Regions from separate parts of the Homo sapiens genome. Here region 1 is linked to region 2. A link is a contact called in ENCODE Hi-C data. All regions are on one chromosome and are shown on one strand. Each heading gives the region's core, a stretch centred on a gene start or an enhancer-like site at or near the end of the contact. The rest is flanking DNA. Distances are from core to core; before and after follow the strand shown.

Region 1 (5,348 bases), core at 2,088-4,587, 200 kb before region 2:
TCCTCCTCCTCTCTCCGTCCCTCCCTCCCTCCTTCTTTTGCTCAGGAATCTTCCCTGACTCTCCTGTGGTCAGCTCAGGTCAAGGTTCTGGGGGAAGGGGGAGTCCCTGAGTGGAGACACCTCAGCCTGTGCTGAAGGGAGCTACCGAGGGGGCAGCCGGTGGCCCTGGGGGGCCTCTCTGAGCAGGTGACCAAGAGCGTATGGTGCCGGCCAGCAGGAGCGAGGGCTGCGGACAGGATGGAGGCAGCCAGGCGCCAGCCAGGAGGGCTTCCTGGTCCAGCCACACCTGCCCCGGTGACAGCCACAGGTTGGTGGCAAAGGGGCCACCTCCCTTCCAGTGGCAGGGCCTGGCCTGCCTGGAGACCCCACCCACTGCCCGAGAGGTGCCAGGCCTCCCCCATTCTGCCTGGCCCTGGGGGCTGCACCCACCTGGACACGCGGGCCGGGCACACCCACGGCCCAAGGTCCTGCTCCCACCTGCCCTGCGCAGGAACCTTGCTGGGGCTACAGGTATCCGTGGCTGCCACACCACCCAGATTTTGGGATTAAGGGGCAGAGTTTTCAAGTTTGAACTCAGGAAAGCTGTGAGGGACGAGGTAGTGCCTGGCTGGGGAGCCTGGGGGCTTCTGAGGGCGGTGGGGAGTCCTCAGGCCTGTGTGGGGCCCCAGGGAGGGGAGGCTGCAGGGGTTGGGGGACCTGCCCGCTGCACCCCCTCTCCCCCCACACAAGGAAACCCGTCCTCCGAGGTGTGTGTCCAGATCACATCCTCCAAAGGCCGGTGCGCCACAAAGATGAACACGGGGCTCTCCCTCCCAGCCCAGGGGCAAGGACCCTGCCTTGCTCTGTTCCCGGAAGGGCCAGTTCTGGAGAGGAGCTGGGCGAGTCCTTCCCATCCCCATCAGCTCCTGTCAGGCCACCTGCCTCAGCCTCAGGGAGGAGGGGACACACGTAGGCCCCTTCCCAGAGTCAGAGCTTCCGAACCCGGATCTGCTGCTCCCAGCCTGGAGAGCCACAGCAGCCACCGAAGGAACCCCCCACCCGTCACCCCCACCAAGTGGGCCCTGCTCCCCGAAGGCCCAGCCACTCAGCCCAGGACCTGCCCCAGCCCCACCTGCCACCTGACCTGAGGCTCCCAGAGGGCAGAGGGGCCTCCTGGGTCTGCTCCGCACCAGGGTCCAGCGGGACCATCTCAAAGCTTGAGCACCAGGCGCAAGGTGGGAGTGCGGGGAGGGGACGAGGACACTGTTCCCAGCTGGACAGAACCAGGAGGACGGTGGGAGACGCCCCCCACCGCCCCGCTTCCGAGAGCTCTCTCTTCCTTCCAGGGACTCCCCAGGGACAGCCGGGGCCCCTTCTTCCCCCACAGCTCAGGCCCCAGGGACACAGAGCGGGGAACCCCCAGGCTGCCGCCCCGGCGTGGGTCGGGGAGGCGGCTCCGGAGCGGGCACCACACTCTCGAAAGGGTGGCTTCTCCTCCCGGCTGCTGAAAAACCACACAGGCAGGCACAACAACAGACGCTTACGCCCGCATCTGGAGGCCAGAACTCCAAAGCCACAGGGCAGGCAGGGCTGCACCCCTCTGGGGGCTCCAGGAGAGGACCCTGTCTGCCTCCCCAGCCCCTGCCAGCTCAGGCATCAGTGGCTGTGGCCGTGTCACCCATCTCTGCCCCCCAGTCCCACGGCGTCTCCCCCACGTCTGCGTCTCCTCTCTCCACCTCCCTCTCAGGGGGGCAGAGGCCATTGATTCAGGGCCTGCCCTGGGTGATGTCACTAGAGATCCTGACGTAACCCCACCTGCAAAGCCCCTTCTTCTAAATAAGGTCACATTCGAGGTTTCAGGGCTATGATGTGGTTGTCTTTTGGGGGCACCACCAGCCCCCTGCAAGGGGACCCTAAGCACAGAGGCCCTCGTGACCCACGCAAAGCTCTGAAGGACACGGATGGGTAGGGGACACGTGGCTGGAGGCTCAGAGTTTGAGGCAGAGGGGATCAGACCGTGCCATGGGTCATGCCAGGAGCCCAGGACTCCCAGACCTCGTATCATTAGGTGTTTTAAAGAGAAGGCGAGGGCAGGCCAGGCGCAGTGACTCACGCCTGTAATCCCAGCACTTTGGGAGGCCGAGGCGGGCGGATCACCTGAGGTCAGGAGTTCAAGAGCAGCCTGGCCAACATGATGAAACCCTCTAAAATTAATAATAAATTAATAATAAAATAATTATAATAATATAGAAAATAATATATAAAATAATAAATATATAAAATATAAAACAAAATAAAAATAAAAAATAAAATTAATATTAAAAATACAAAAATTAGCTGGGCACTGTGGTGGGCACCTGTAATCCCAGCTACTCGGGAGGCTGAGGCAGGAGAATTGCTTGATCCTGGGAGGCGGAGGTTGCAGTGAGCCGAGACCGTACCATTGCACTCCAGCCTGGGCAAAAGAGTGAGACTCCGTATTTTGAAAAAAAAAAAAGAGAGAATGTGAGGGTTAAACAAAGACACACAGAGATGGAGAAAGGGCAGCCTTACATCAACACGGGTACATTGCAAACACCTGCAGAGGTGGGGGACCAGCTGGATGCCAGAGCCCACTGCCGCCTACGGGCTGGGGTGCCTATAGGTATGGGTGGGAGCGGCCCGGGCCACACGGCTTCAGGATGAGGCCGTTTGTTTGGCCCTTGTTCCCGCAGAAGGTAATCGTGATGTTCCTCGGTGTTTTTCCCCGCAGAGTGTTCAAGTCAGGTGTCGGGCAGGCTGTTCCTCACGGCCCAAACCCCTGCGGAATGCTTCACTTTGGCCGAGGTCTGTGACACAGCGAGGGGCTTACAGAAAGGTGCAGTTTGGACCGATAGATGTGAGTCCCCCTCTGGGGGGCACTCACTTTGTGGAGCCCCCGGTTCCTGTTTGCAGAGGGGGGCACAGTGGCACCTCGTCCGCTGTGGAGTGAGAACAGGGACCCGACCACGTGAAGCACAGAGAATGCTCAGGGATCGGCAGCCGTGTATCCAGCCAACATCACCAGGGTGCACGCAGAGCCTGGCCCGGGCCAGGTCCTGGGGTGCTGAGCATGGGTGGGGCCTGAGAGACGGCTCAGGGACCATCCTGGGAGGGCCGGGCGGAGGGGCAGCAACTGGGGCTCAGGCTCAGGCAGTCCCAGCAGTGACTGGGAGGCAGCTGTGCCCATGAAGCTGTGCCCTTCTCCAGCCTCAGCCCTCAGCCCGGCTTCCCGGGCTGGCCCCGCCACTCAGCAGCCCCTCCCCATCCTCCGAAAACCCAAGCTCACCTCTGGGTTCCGGCTGGGTGGGGGTTGCCAGGAGACGGTTGCCAGGTCACCACTGTTGTTTCCTGGCCCAGGCTCCCAGGACCTTGTGGGCTGGGCAGGTAAGAAGCGCCGGCGGCCACCAGCTGGGGTCCAGTGGGCTCGGCCCCGCCCTCCTACGCCCTGCCTGCGGGTCCCCTCGGGAGGCTGCTCAGGAGAGGAGGAGGCTGGGGAGGGGACTGGACAGGGATCGGGTAGGGTGGGGCCAGGCTGAGCCTGCTCTGCGGGTCCCGGACCCCAGCGCCACCGTGCGAGAGGCTCGGGTCCAGGCCAGGCCGGGGAACGGTGTGTGTACCCGGTGGGGTGGGAGGGCTGGGCAGCCCTGGGACGAGCTCCGTGGCCTGGGACCAGGTCTGCCTCCGCAGAGCAAGTCCTGGACGGACGGCTGCTTGAGCCCACAGGTCGTGCGTCCTTTGACAGCGGCCTCCGGCCGGGAGGCACCAGCTCTTCGAACAATGTCAGTACCTTCCTAGGGCCCCACGTGGCCAAGCTTGGATTCTGGGGGGAGAACTCGCAGCAGGACACTAACATGTGGTCGCTTTTTGGATGATTTCTTCAGGTTTAAAAGTCTCTTCTGTTCATCCTACCGGGGTGCCGTCTCCTGCCGGTCTTTTCATCTCACCAGGTAAAACGCTTATTTTACAATTTATTGTAAGGTCGTGCACCAAGTTTCCACGCCGCCTTTACACCGTGTCCCCACCGAGGGGCGTCACAACCGTCCTCCACACCGGGCGTCACCGGCTTCCCAAGTCCCACCGCTATAAAGGACACGTCAGTCAGCATCTCGGAGTGAGACGCTTTCCTTCTGGATTCAGAATCGCGTCCGTCAGAGACTCCAAAGCACATTTGCTAGATCGACAGGCGTGAGGAGCCAGCGGCTCCCGGCGCTTGGGAGGCTGCGTCCCACCTGCATTCAGGCCCCGGGTTCACCACACACACAGCGGGCAGCTGCTTAAGAAACCTTTGATTTCAGTCCGGGGCGGTGGCTCACGCCTGTAATCCCAGCACTTTGGGAGGCCGAGGTGGGCGGATCACGAGGTCAGGAGTTTGAGACCAGCCTGGTCAACATGGAGAAACCCTGTCTCTACTAAAAATACAAAAATTAGCCGGGCATGGCAGCAGGCGCCTGTAATCCCAGCTACTCAGGAGGCTGAGGCGGGAGAATTGTTTGAACCTGGGAGGCGGAGGTTACAGTGAGCCGCGATTGCGCCATTGCACTCCAGCCTGGGCGACAGAGTGAGACTTCGTCTAAAAAAATTAAAAAAAAAAACACCTTTAATTTCAATGACAAGAAATAACAGCTCACAACTTATTTAGTTATTTGTGAACATCATAAGGACATAAAGTTAGAAAAGCCCAAAGGAGGCCTCAGGCTTACGATGAAATCAGCACCTGGCTGCCTCTTCCAGCTGCTGCTTCTTCTGCAGCAGAAGAGACGGAGGCAGTTTCCTGGGTGGGGGGGTGGGTGCTGTGCTTCCGCTTTCTAACTGCCTGTTTCCAAAAAGCACCTGATGCTGCTGCTTCTGGAGCTTCCAGTGCAGAAATTCCCCGTGGACGGTGAAAGGGGCTTGTCTTCCACACGCTGCCCTGTCCATATCATCCCGGCACGAATGATGTTTGGGGCAGAGCTGCCCGGCCTCCCCGGGTGGTGCCCATTTGTTTTCCTCAGAGTTGGCGATCGCCTTGCTTTTCACATGTGCTTGTGTTCCCGCCTATCCTGAGCTGTCCCTGAGCTCTCTGCCTCCCGTCACCCCCACAGTCACCATCACCACAGCCCTGCAGACTGCGCAGTGTGTGGCGGGTGCTGTCCTGACATTACATGTGGAAACTCCATCTTTGCAGCAACCCTGCGAGGCTGCTGCTCCCAGCTGCTGTGCAGGTGGAGAGAGGCTGCTGTTGTGCAGGTGGAGAGGCTGCTGCTCCCAGCCGCTGTGCAGGTGGAGAGAGGCTGCCACCGTGCAGGTGGAGAGAGGCTGCCGCTGTGCCGGTGGAGAGGCTGCTGCCGTGCAGGTGGAGAGAGGCTGCC
Region 2 (5,760 bases), core at 806-3,305:
GGACAACTCTTCCTGCTTAGTCCCCACGTCCACTCAGGGCCCCAGGAGATGGCAGACATGCCTGGGAAGGCCAACACCCTGGCCCTGTAGCCGGAAAGCTTGGAGGGCCACTGGAGGATCACGTCCACGGAGCCTGGCGGGCACCATCCACCACTGCCAGTGGTACCAGAACCTTTCCTGCCTTCCCAATGAGGCCCTCCCCGACCCTCCACTCATGAAATACACCTGAATCACCCCGTGCATTCCGGGTGCTCCCTAAACCCCAGTCCTGTCCCCCTGTACTTCTGCCATCCGGGTCGGCCTCCCCAGGGAATGTGGTGCTCAGGGAGGGGCTGTGGGATCTGTTCACAGTGATCCCACAGCACCTAGCCTGAACTGCACACAGCACACATTTGCTCACAGCGAGGCTGGGGCTCCTACAGGCCCAGCACCCTCTGGACGGCGGCCAAGAGCCAGCTAGAGAGAGGGACGGCCAATCTGCCACCCTGCTGCCCGGGTCTTCTGCAACACCTGGGACTGGCAGCAGCCTCAATCCTGAGAGACCTCACACCCGGCAAATGGAGCTCCAGACCCGCAGGAAAGGCTGAGTCCTCTGAGAATTTATTACTACGGATCACAGCAGCAACGGGCGGGAAGGGCGGCGCCAGACTCATTTGCCCCGCAGGTAGATCTTGGGGGTCTGCCAGCCTTCGGGGGCTTCCTTTAGCCCCGCCTTCAGCCAGATGCGCCTCAGGTCTTTCTCGAACTTGATCTGCAAGACGCAGAGAGAGGGACCGCCAAGTAATTCGTGGCAAAGAAACGTGTTCTCAGCACTTTGCCCTCCCAGGGCCAAGCAGGGGGCCACTCACCTGCTTGCGTCTCAGGCGTCCCTCCTGGACCTTCCTCCGCAGGAACCGCGTCTTCTTCACCAGCTTCCGGTACTTGTGGTGGTTCATCTTCCGCCGGCGGATCTTCAGCACGTTTTTGCACTGAATTTGAGGCGCATCCGCGACGCCTTCATCCCCCTGCTCGGCCCCTTCCCCTATCTGGCTGGGCGGACACTGGTAGGATTGCGGTGGAGCCACAGTCCCTGCGGTCCCGGTATCCAGTCTGGGCAGGAAGCAGCGGGCCGTGAGCCAGCTCTCCAGGGGGCTGACGGACATCTTCCTGGGGACCAGCATCTCCTCCAGCTCCAGCTGGGCCCCCTTGCGAGGGAGAGAGGCCGCCCTACCTGGGCCGGCCGGCGATGTGCTGTAAAGGGGCCCGCAGACCCGGCTGCCCAGCACTCCAGAGACGGGCCAAGGCGGGCGGCCGCCTGCAGAAAACCAGACGCCACGGTCACCGCTCGCGAGACCACACAGGCCCGTCGGGTTGAGGAGCAGCAGGTTCGTCCCAGCGAGGATCCCCCGCACCTCATTCCTGGCCTGAACCCCTGAGGTTCCCTCTGTGAGCATCGGAAGCTTAGAGGGGAAAGAGTGTGTGTGTGGCCACCGGCCCTGCCCCAGCGGAGCTGCTGAGACCCGCACTCCTAACCAGGTGTGCATCCTCCCATCCGCCCCCGCGCGGCTTCCTACCTGCCCAAGGAACGGCCCTCAACAGCTGGGAAGTCAGGCGCCCCAGGAGCATGGTCTGTGGGCGGCGGCCACAGGTCCCAGGGGAGCTGGAACACAAGTGCCCGTTCAGGTCAGGCGGCAGCGCCTTCAGTAGTCGCGGGCGGGCCGGGACTGGGGCGTCTGGTCCCGCCGCGACCCTCGCTTCCCTTCTCCCTCCGCCACCCCAACCCACAAGGAGGACTTTGCTTCCAACACAGCTCGCGCCCCGAGGCTCCCAAGCCCCCGACGCGGGCGGTGTCGCGCTCGGACGCACCGAAAGGTCCCAGAACGGGGAGGCCGGCCCCCTCCCCGGGTTCACCCCCGCGCGAATCGCGTTGCCTGGCGCCCGGACCCTCTCGGCTGGACCCCGGGCCCGCCTGCCGCAGCGCCCGGCGCCCTCAGGCCTCCCGCTGACCCTTCCCAAGCCCGACCTCGACGCGGCTCAAATTGACCGTTCTGCGGCCGCCCTCGGGCACTTCCGGTCCGTCCCCAAGTCGGCCCCGATCGGCAGCGGCCACCCGGCGGTTCCTACGCACAGCGCCCGCTGGCGTCCTCGCGGCCCCCGATTCTGCATTGGCTCAGGCCCCGCCGGGCCCGAAAGGCGACGGTTTCCGGTTAGTGGAATCACGGTCCCAGTCCTCGCGCGGTTCCTCAGCTCCGCCTGGTCCCTTACGGAGGCAAAAAACTACATTTCCCACAATCCCAGGGGGTGCGGGCCCTGGATATACCCGCAGGTCCAGAATCGTTTCCGGACCACCCAGGGGCCGGATTCCCAACGGGCCGACGGAAGTGCGGGCTCAAGACTACGGAAGTGACGTATCTGGCAACGGAAGTGGAGTTACGTGGAAGGCGGAAGCGTCTAGAGCTATTTCCCCCGTTTTTGCTAGAGACCAAGGACCCGGAATAAGCACTGAGCCTGCGGTACCGGGCCTCCCCGACTCCTCATTCCTGGGGTTAAAAAAAAAAAAATAAGACGCAGGCTGGGCGCGGTGGCTCAGGCCTGTAATCCCAGCACTTTGGGAGGCCGAGGCTGGTGGATCACCTGAGGTCAGGAGTTCGAGACCAGCATGGCCAACATGGTGAAACCCCGTCTCTACTAAAACTACAAAAATTAGCCTAGCGTGGTGGCAGGCGCCTGTAATCCCAGCTACTCGGGAGGCTGAGGCAAGAGAATCGCTTGCGCCCAGGAGGCAGAGGTTGCGGTGAGCCGAGATCGCACCACTGCACTCCAGTCTGGGTGACATAGATCCTGTCTCAAAAAAATAAATAAATAAATAAAATAAAAATCAGACTCACACTTTTTGTCTGAGAACTAAAAGCAGCCTCTCTGGTGGATTGGGTTTGGCTGAGCCCCTAATGATGCTCCCCAGAGTAGGCGCTGCCAACGTGTAGCTTCACCTTTCTACTCCAGACAGGCCCCTTTGACCTCCGTGAGGTTGGCTAATATAGAGACCCCAGCATGGACTTGCAGGGGCGCCTGGTGGGAGAGGGGTGTGGAGCAGAGCCTGCTGGGCCTGCTCGGAGACTTGCCTTGCAGGAGGGTCTTCCAGGGACGCTTAGCAGGAAGTGGAAAGGCCAGGTCATCTGCCGGGCCCAGCCTGGCTAAGCAGTGAGTGACAGGTAGGATAGGCCAGTGTGAGGACATAAAGTTCAGGCTCCAGGCCCACCTCTACAACTGAGGTCCCCAGATGACTCTACGTTACCCCTCAGAGGGGCTACTTGGGACTCCAAGCAGGAAGGTTTACGAACGTTATTTGCGGGCCCGCCCTTCACCCCTGCTGCACAGCTTCCCCTAGTGGATTTGGCCGTAAATGAGCAGACTGGTGCCTCCAGAGCAGCCCTCACCTTGGTGCCCCTGTGTTTGTCTTCACCCGGCTGGGGTCCAGGGAGATGCAAAGAATCCATCAGAGAACAGGTGAGCATGTTGAGAAGAACCAGAGAACCAGAAATAACCTGGGCTGGCAACCTTGGCCTTCAGGCTTCTGAGGCATTGACGTGCAGATATAAGTACCTCCCCTGAGTTAGGGACTGGTAGAAGAAACGGGATGTGGACATTTCAGTCTGAGAAAGTCTTGAGGAGCAGGATGAACCAGGGTGTCCTTCCCCCTCTCAGGAAGTAATTTCAGGGAGGTGAAGTGAGGAAGACCACTCTGTTGGGGTCCCTGTACCCAATAGGCTCCAGGCCAAAAGGGAAAGGTCCCAGCTAGAGCAGGACCCAGCTGCTACAAGGCTGGGGAATTATCATTCAGCTACAGGAGCTGCATGGAGCCGGCCCGGGAGGCTTGCAGACAGTGGCCACCCCGATGAATGCCCGGGCCAGACCTGACTGGCTGCCGCCCACAGGAGTGGCAGGAACACTTGTTGGAAGCGCCAGATGCTTGTGTGAGCAGAGCTGCCAAGCTAGATGAGCTGGAACTAGACTAGGAAGATCAATCCTTTACAAACATCTGAGGAAGAAAAAATGCAGTGGAAGAATCGGGGAGGGTGCATGGGTTATGATTCCTAATTTTTAAACAAAGGAACTCTAGTCTCTCAAGGGAAGTACACAGTTGCTGCACATACCTGTTTTCCCCAAAATACCCATTTGTCTTCAGGAAAGTTTTTCTTTAGAAACTTCAGAATTTTGGTCGGGCAGAGTGGTTCACACCTGCCTGTAATCCCAGCACTCTGAGAGGTCGAGGCGGGCATACTGTCTGAAGTCAGGAGTTCGAGACCAGCCTGGCCAACATGGCGAAACCCCATCTCTACCAAAAATACCAAAAAAAAAAAAAAAATTAGTTGGGTGTGGTGGTGCACACCTGTAGTCCCAGCTACTCCGGAAGCTGAGGCAGGAGAATCTTTTGAACCTGTGAGGTGGAGGTTGCAGTGAGCCGAGATCGTGCCAATGCACTCCAGCCTGAGTGATAGAGCGAGACTCTGACTCAAAAAAAAGGTGGGCATGGTGGCACAGACCTGTAGTCCCAGCTCCTCAGGACTGGGTCGAGGGCAGAGTGGCCAGACGCGACAGCGTATACTGGGGGAAAGACATATTGGCGACCCAGCGCACATCTGCCTATAATACTTAAATAATCTTAAGATCGTGGATAATAGTGATCTTATTAAAATATGAAACTATGGGTTTTCAGTATTTCCTTTTATTAGCATAATTTAACCATAAATGTATCTGATTTATAAATAATGGCTGTGTAGCAGTTGGTGTACAAAACTCCTGAAAGCTTAACAGCTAGCGGTCCCGCTGCACCCTGGCCCACACTGGCTCCCACAAGCTACTGCCAGGCTCTGACAAGGCATCAGGGCCCTGCCTGTCTGCAGCTTTTGCCCCAAGACTTTGGGGCTCCTCAGCTCAGGGCAGAGCCTGAGCTCCAGCCTGGGTCCACCCTCGGCCACGCCGCCTTTAATGCTCCTCCAACCTCCGGGCCACAGATACAACATTCCTAAAAATTCTGAAGTTTCTATTTCTTTTTTTTTTTTTAAACAGACAGAGTCGTCTTGCTCTGTCACCCAGCCTGGAGTGCCGTGATCTCGGCTCACTGTAACTTCTGCAACTTCTGCCTCCCGGGTTCTAGCAATTCTCCTTCCTCAGCCTCCAGAGTAGCTAGGAATACAGGCGCACGCCGCCACACCCGGCTAATTTTTTGTATTTTAGTAGAGACGGTTTCACTGTGTTGCCCAGGCTGGTCTCGAGCTCTTGAGTTCAGGCAATCCACCTGCCTCGGCCTTTCCAAGTGCTAGGATTACAGGCATGAGCCACCACGCCCGACATTTTTTTTTTTTTTTTTTTTTTGAGAGGGAGTCTCGCTCTGTCACCCAGGCTGGAGTGCAATGGCGCGATCTCAGCTCACTGCAACCTCCACTTCCCAGTCTCAAGCGATTCTCCTGCCTCTGGAGAATGATCTTAAGATGACTGAACATCATAGGCAGGTGTGTGCTGGGTCGCCGAGATGTCGCTCCCCAAGTATATACTCCGTCGCACCTGGCCTCTGCCCTCGGCCCTCAGCGCAGCCAAACAGGACATATCTCCAGAAACCCGGAGGGCACAAGCCCAGCTGTTGGCCATTCAGAGCGCAGCCTAAATGGGAGCACCTGCTTCAGTACGACGTCCCTAACCGCCAAGGGCTCATCAAGATCCTGCCTTGATTCATCGGATCTGTGCAAGATTAGCAAATGTCTACCCTAATTTTAGACCCAC

The links. A loop is a pair of places that touch in the nucleus more often than their neighbours do. Pooled maps may share reads with other maps.
Region 1: a pooled map shows a loop between it and region 2 (2.2-fold over the local background). The contact joins the promoter of TTLL10 here to the promoter of AURKAIP1 in region 2. A Hi-C loop is called at or near these places in 1 of 50 pooled maps.

The regions. Positions count from the first base shown.
Region 1 is chr1:1,170,543-1,175,890 of GRCh38, forward strand. It overlaps TTLL10 (tubulin tyrosine ligase like 10), which reads left to right and starts at 3,338. Exons shown (of 16, transcript NM_001130045.2): 1 at 3,338-3,384; 2 at 3,743-3,779; 3 at 3,882-3,947. It overlaps TTLL10-AS1 (TTLL10 antisense RNA 1), which reads right to left. Exons shown (of 2, transcript NR_173246.1): 2 at 2,514-5,348. RefSeq lists enhancers at 264-831, 5,055-5,348 and a silencer at 3,488-3,577.
Region 2 is chr1:1,373,152-1,378,911 of GRCh38, forward strand. It overlaps AURKAIP1 (aurora kinase A interacting protein 1), which reads right to left and starts at 2,056. Exons shown (of 4, transcript NM_017900.3): 1 at 2,003-2,056; 2 at 1,554-1,639; 3 at 849-1,294; 4 at 585-751. The coding sequence starts at 1,605. The coding sequence ends at 650. It also overlaps the pseudogene NDUFB4P8. RefSeq lists silencers at 1,797-1,846, 1,867-2,046 and an enhancer at 1,842-2,747.